Linked DNA regions of Homo sapiens: region 1 is linked to region 2. A link is a loop called in an ENCODE intact Hi-C map of the cell type or tissue named here. Cell type or tissue: Panc1. All regions are shown on one strand. Links, peaks and the distances in the headings refer to the core of each region. The heading gives the core; the rest is flanking DNA.

Region 1 (2,921 bases), core at 249-2,748, 250 kb after region 2:
ACAAGAAACTCATACTGTGGTAAAGGTAGCATTCTATCAATTGTCTGAGATTTCAGTGCATGAGATTTCCTTTATGTAGGAATGTATTTGTAAATTTGGTCACTATGGTAAATTGACACTCAGAGGCCACGTGTACTATTCAAGTGATTCAGATTCTACAGTAATTTTTATTGTTTTAATGTTGTCAGGTAAGAATGAGCTGTTTTAGTACAACCCCTGAGGGAGTTTCCAGCCAAATTGAAAGGCCTAGAATATTACAAACCAGGAGCGTAGGCTATAAACAGAACTTAAGGAGGGTGTAAGGTAATTTGTGTAAGCTATTTCCTTCAGGTGATGACAATGTCTACTATTAAAAGATTCACAAACAAGGGGAAATGTTGAGTCACTCAAACTTAGGCTCTAGGATAGGGATGACTAAGGCTCTCAGGGGCCTGTCAAAGTCCCCATTAGGTGGGTGGAGTATCTGAGTGCCAGTGTAGGATAGGAGGAAGACTCTAGCCCCTGGGCCCTGGTGGCAGAGCAGGTAGATGAGGCAGAGGAGAGGAGCAGGGAAAACACCGTGTTCATGTTACACCAACTTGGAGTTAAATCAGTGTTGTTTTTTTTTTTGCTACAGTGTTTTTCATTTGCTAAAGATGTGGCCTTGGACAGATTACTTAACCTCACTGAGCTTTGAGTCTATAAAATAGAGAGAAGTAATACCTTCTAGGGCTGCTGAGAGATTTCAGTGGAATAGTATGTGTAAAACTAATTACAATAAGTGACATACTGAAGGGACTCAAGAAATTGTTGCTGTTATTATGATAATGGTTGATAATTATTATTGCTATGTCCTTTGAGGATAGATTTAGGAAAAAATGATGCTTATGACTGATTATTATGCCTTTTATCTTGGATCCTGTATTGCAGGGGTTTTTAATCTGGTGTCCAAGAATTCCCAAAAGACCCCATGGATAAATAACTGGGGGAGTGGGGTGTTAAACTTAGATGGGAAAAAAGTGTCATTTTTTACTAACTTATAACAAAAATTTAATATTTCCTTTAATTATGACTATGCAACAAACCAAAGTAGCATCAGTAATACTGATCATACTTTGATCTACAATAAAAATTTGCATATGTTTTCATATCACATTAAATTTGCTGCAGGTATCTCGAAATATCATTTTAATTGAAATTGTATTTCAAAAGTATGACAGTTAGGGGGCTGGGGGGCAAGGGGAGGGAGGGCAAATACCTAATGCATGTGGTTGATGATGGGTTGATGGGTGCAGCAAACCTCCATGGCACGTGTATACCTATGTAACAAACCTGCACGTTCCGTCCCAGAACTTAAAGAAAATAAAAAATAATAAAAATAAAAATAAATAAATAATAAATGTGCTTAGCATATTGGCTAACTCTGCTCAGTGAAAAAAAAAAAAGTAGGATAGTTCTTAGACCGACTCCTTAGAAGGCTGTTAGGACACACGTTATTGCTATCCACAGGTGTTGACGTGACAGAGCTGGCTGTCAAGACAACTACACTATATGTTTAAAAAAACATTTTCATAAAATATTCTAGTGTATTGGTTTTCTTCATAATTCTATGCATTTTATGAATTTATGAACATTATTCTTCGAAGGTGTCTGTAGGTTTCACCAGCCTGCCAGAGGGACTATGGTACAGAATAGGCTGAAACCTTCAGTCAGGAGCCGCCCACTGCAGGGCAGCTTGCCCATAGGAGGAGCTCTGCTGTCTAATAGCTGGTTATGCTTCTTTATAAATTTGCTTATCTGTTGTCCAGACCAATGAACACCAAAAACGGAACATTTCTATAGAAAATTCCCAATAAGTCCAGGAATCCTGTCACTTGAAAGAGCCTAACCCTGTACAGTAAGGAGAAAAATGCCTGTTACCCTTCCAGGGAGGCTGATACTTGCAGCACCTGGTAGAAAGGACCAGTGCCTAACTGGGGTGATGATCCCACAGGTACAGCAATGGCAATTTACAGACAGCAGAGAAAGAAGAGGAGAAAGAGGATGAGAGAGTAGGATAAAGAAACAAAAAGACAGGAAGCCGTTAGCAATAGGGGCCACATAACTTGCAAACTGGAAAAAAAAAAGGGGGGGGGGGAGAAAAAAGAGAACTTTTAAGGATAATGAAACTAAACAACAACAACATGGTAGTGAATACTTTATTTTGTTGTAAACAAGTTAGTTTTGAGGGTATTTCCTCGTGGTCCTCCTGCCGTCACTCGTCCCCATGTTCCAATGATGCTGATCAACTGCTTTATTCAGTTTCCCATCTTTCTTCTTGCCCAGTCATCGTAGCCTTTCTTTTTTTAAACACATGATCCCTAGTACTCATCTTTGGAGGACAAAAGGCTTTCCATATGTTAGAAAAATTTGAATCTCATAGTACTCACAACAATGAGCAGCATTGTAAGTTGTGATGCATTCATTTGGATTGGAACATTCTCAATCAGTCCTTCCACTCTAAGTAAATATTTGTTTCTCACAGAACACAAGGCAGTTCAAAGGGCCTCTTGTTAGAGATTTATAGGTGTATGAATGGGAAACATCATACAAGCAGTGAAAACAAAAATCTTTCCAGGTTGTCGGATTTTCTCCTTCTTGGTCTTATAAAAAGCAACTAGACATCTTTAATTTAAAAAATACATGCACATATATACAATAGTGATTGGAATGTTATTTTTATCCAAAACATTATAGAGTTTATCTCAGATATACTGAGTACTGTCACTCAGTCTGTAAATTACCCCCAGAGGGTGGTTTGTTTCCTCATTCCTTAAAAAAAAACAAAAACAAATAAACAAACAAAAAAGAAGTTTACTAAATTTAAACACTGACATCCTGTGAAGATGCCAGTCTTTACAGGCGTTTGTAAAAGTAGACTGTGGGGAGTATGTTACACTAAT
Region 2 (2,921 bases), core at 92-2,591:
GCCTTGGGGGATGGCCACATGTGCCCACGTGGCACAAGATCAGGCCCCAGCCTTGAGCACAGTGCAGATGCCGAGCAGGTCATGCGCATCCGGAGCACAAACACTACTATTTCCAGGGAGCTTCCAAAATGCACCCTCTTCATTCGGGACTACACTTCCCTGAAAGCTCCACAGGGCTTTGCTCTGGGTTTCAAAGCTTTTCTTTCATCCAGACTACAGAGGCCAGAATTAATCCATATCTTTCCCTTTGCCGAGGGAACCAAGGCAGCCCCCGCCGGCTTTCTCCTGGCGAAGGTGTCTGCGAAGCCTCTCTTAGACTTGACAGTTTGGCACCTCATGGTGTCAATAAAGTTCCAAAAATTGAGACTTTGGATGGAGTGGAAAAGGTAGGACTCTCCACTGCAGCTGCTGGATTCTCCTGTGTCAAGCAGAGGCAGGTGAATAGAAAGGGATAGGAGACCCTATCTATCCCCCAAGTCTTTGCCTGCTCACACTGGCTTGAAACGTTTCTTGTTCTTTAGGGGTCCCAGTGCCCTGGGAGCCACACCTTAGGCACCTGCTACACAAAATAAGGTAGGAGCAGTGCAGCCACTGGCTGTTCTCTGTCTCTAGGGAGGACACCTATATAGGGCCCCAGCCTTCCCTTTTCTCTTGCTCCTGGATCTTCAGTCCTCAAATTCCACTCAGTTCCTGCTTCAGGAACTATTTCTCCCAGTCTAGGTTCAAAGATCCCTTCCCACCAGCCTGAATCTTCAGCCTCTGCCCTCCAACTCTGATATCCTAGCTTCTTTCAGACTACTTTTCCTTTGGACTCTGGCATCATCCGTTGTTACTTCATATAGAGAATGTCACACCTCTGGTGTCCCATTAGTGTTAGTGCTACAAGTCAGCCAGGGGCTTTCAGAAGCCTACCTGGAAAGCATAGTTCTGTACTTGGGTCTCAGTTTCCCCACTTGGTATGAAGGCCCTTGGATTCAGGACAGAGAGAAAGAACGTGTGGAGATAAGTGGTCTTGGCAATTACCTTCATTGGGCCTTAGTCCTCTAATTTGTTAAATGGGAACCATTATCCTTAACCAGAAAAATCAGCCTATATTTTGTCCCCATCCATCAGATTTTCCTACCCAACAGTGCAACTTTTTCCTTCTACCAGGGGGGAAATCAAAATCCTAGGGTATATAGGAGAGGAACCACCATTACTATCCAGATACTCTGGCTAAGGTTAGTCATGCAGCTGTGTTTGGCAGTTGCAGGCATCAACCAGGGTCATGCTTGGGAGCTAGAAAAAAACCCCTGGAAGCTATTAGTGAATGGTGGTGTTCCTTATAATGGGAAGATGTGAAGATGAGGCCACTCTGGGGGAGGATGCCCTTGAGAGGAAGTGGAGGTAGGTGGACCAGTCAGGTTCCAGTTCCACAGCTATCAATTACTCTCTGGGTCTCCGTTTCGCCTTCTGTATGATATGTGTATGTAGGGGAGGGGTGTTTTGGGGAGGGGAGTGGTCATTGGCACCTTTTTCCTGTGTTAAGAGTGGTCCTACACCAAGAAAATTAGATTATTTGTTTAGGTTCTCATCAGACCTCCAGATGTCGCTATTGACTAACAGTATTCGTCTGAAGAGCTATTTAGTCTGTTTAGAACTTGAGGACATACTTACATATTTTTATACACATTAGTTAGAAAAGTGAAACAGCACCTTAGAGTAAGGGCTTCGATATAGTCAGTGCTCTAAGCACAGAAAAAAGGGGTCTATAAACTCAGCGGTTCCTAAACTTTGTTGCAAATTGGAATCTTTAAAAAATACTGACTTCTGTGTCTAGAAATTCTAAGAGGGGTTCTGTGTCAAGGATGCAATGAAAGATAGTGGTAGGAAAGCTTGGTTGGAGGTTGGAGAGAGACACAGGCCAGATAACACAGGGCCTCACAGGTCAACCTAAGAAATTTTACCTTTAATCTCAGTATCATGGGAAGCCACTGGGATGTTCTGAGTAGGCAAGTGGCACTATCTCTTTCTCCCGCTCTCTCATATTTTAAATTCTTGAACAAATATTTATTAAGTATCTACTATGTAGTTAGGTACATATAGTGAGCTTTACCTTTAAGTAGCAGTATAATTTGGAATAATTTTCTTAGTCATGTGTCTTGTGGTCTTTTAAAAAAATTCTACATATTTTAAGTATATAAATTTATCCTTATAGGTATATGCATGTAATGTTCAACATATGCATATACCTATAAACCCATCACCAAAATCAAGATACTGAACATATCCATCACTCCCAAAAGTTTATTTGTGCTCTTTTGTAATCTCTCCCCCTCTCTCACACCTCTGTCCCCCATTCGGACCCAGGCAGACTACTGCTTTCTGTTACTATAGATTAGTTTATATTTTCTAGAATTTCATATAAATGGAATTATATGGGATGAACTATTTTTTTGTCTGGCTTCTTTCACTCAGCATAATTATTTTGGGATCCATTTATGTTGTTGTGTATATCAATAGTTCATTCCTTTTTATTGCTGAGTAGTATTTCATCGTAGGGATAAAACACAATTTGTTTATCCATTCATCTGTTGATGAACATTTGGGTTGTTTCTGGTTTTTGACTATTACACATAAAGCTCCTATGAATATGTGTTCACAAGTCTTCTTAAAGACAAATGTTTTTACTTCTCTTGGGTAAATACCTAGGAGATGGAATGGTTGGATCATGTGGTAGGTGTATGGTATATGTTTAATGTTGTAATAAACTACCAAATAGTTTTTACAAGTTGTTGTACCTTTTGGATACCTACCAGTAGTGTATGAGAGCTCCAGTTGCTCCCCATACTCATCTACACTTAAGATAGTTAGTCCTTTTCATTTTAGTCATTATAAGTTTGTAGTGGTTTCTAATGGTGTTGTTGACTTGCATTTCTTAA

The links. Peaks named below come from ENCODE experiments on the same cell type or tissue, not always from the same donor. Only the 100,000 strongest peaks of a DNase experiment are listed, where the experiment ranks them.
Region 1: a loop joins it to region 2, with 7 times the contacts of the local background. A loop is called at or near these places in 6 of 110 quality-filtered maps.

Annotation. Positions count from the first base shown.
Region 1 is chr3:149,366,859-149,369,779 of GRCh38, forward strand. It overlaps TM4SF1 (transmembrane 4 L six family member 1), which reads right to left. Exons shown (of 5, transcript NM_014220.3): 5 at 2,164-2,921. Among named protein-coding and RNA genes, the nearest start is that of TM4SF1, 9.3 kb to the right of the region's middle. In Panc1, for the core only: CTCF peaks have their summits at 1,726 and 1,925; DNase peaks (open chromatin) are centred at 403, 1,199 and 1,407; H3K4me3 peaks cover 402 bases; H3K27ac peaks cover 2,358 bases.
Region 2 is chr3:149,118,887-149,121,807 of GRCh38, forward strand. No RefSeq gene overlaps it. Among named protein-coding and RNA genes, the nearest start is that of HPS3, 9.3 kb to the right of the region's middle. In Panc1, for the core only: CTCF peaks have their summits at 1,583 (motif pointing right) and 1,790; a DNase peak (open chromatin) is centred at 1,635; H3K27ac peaks cover 2,411 bases.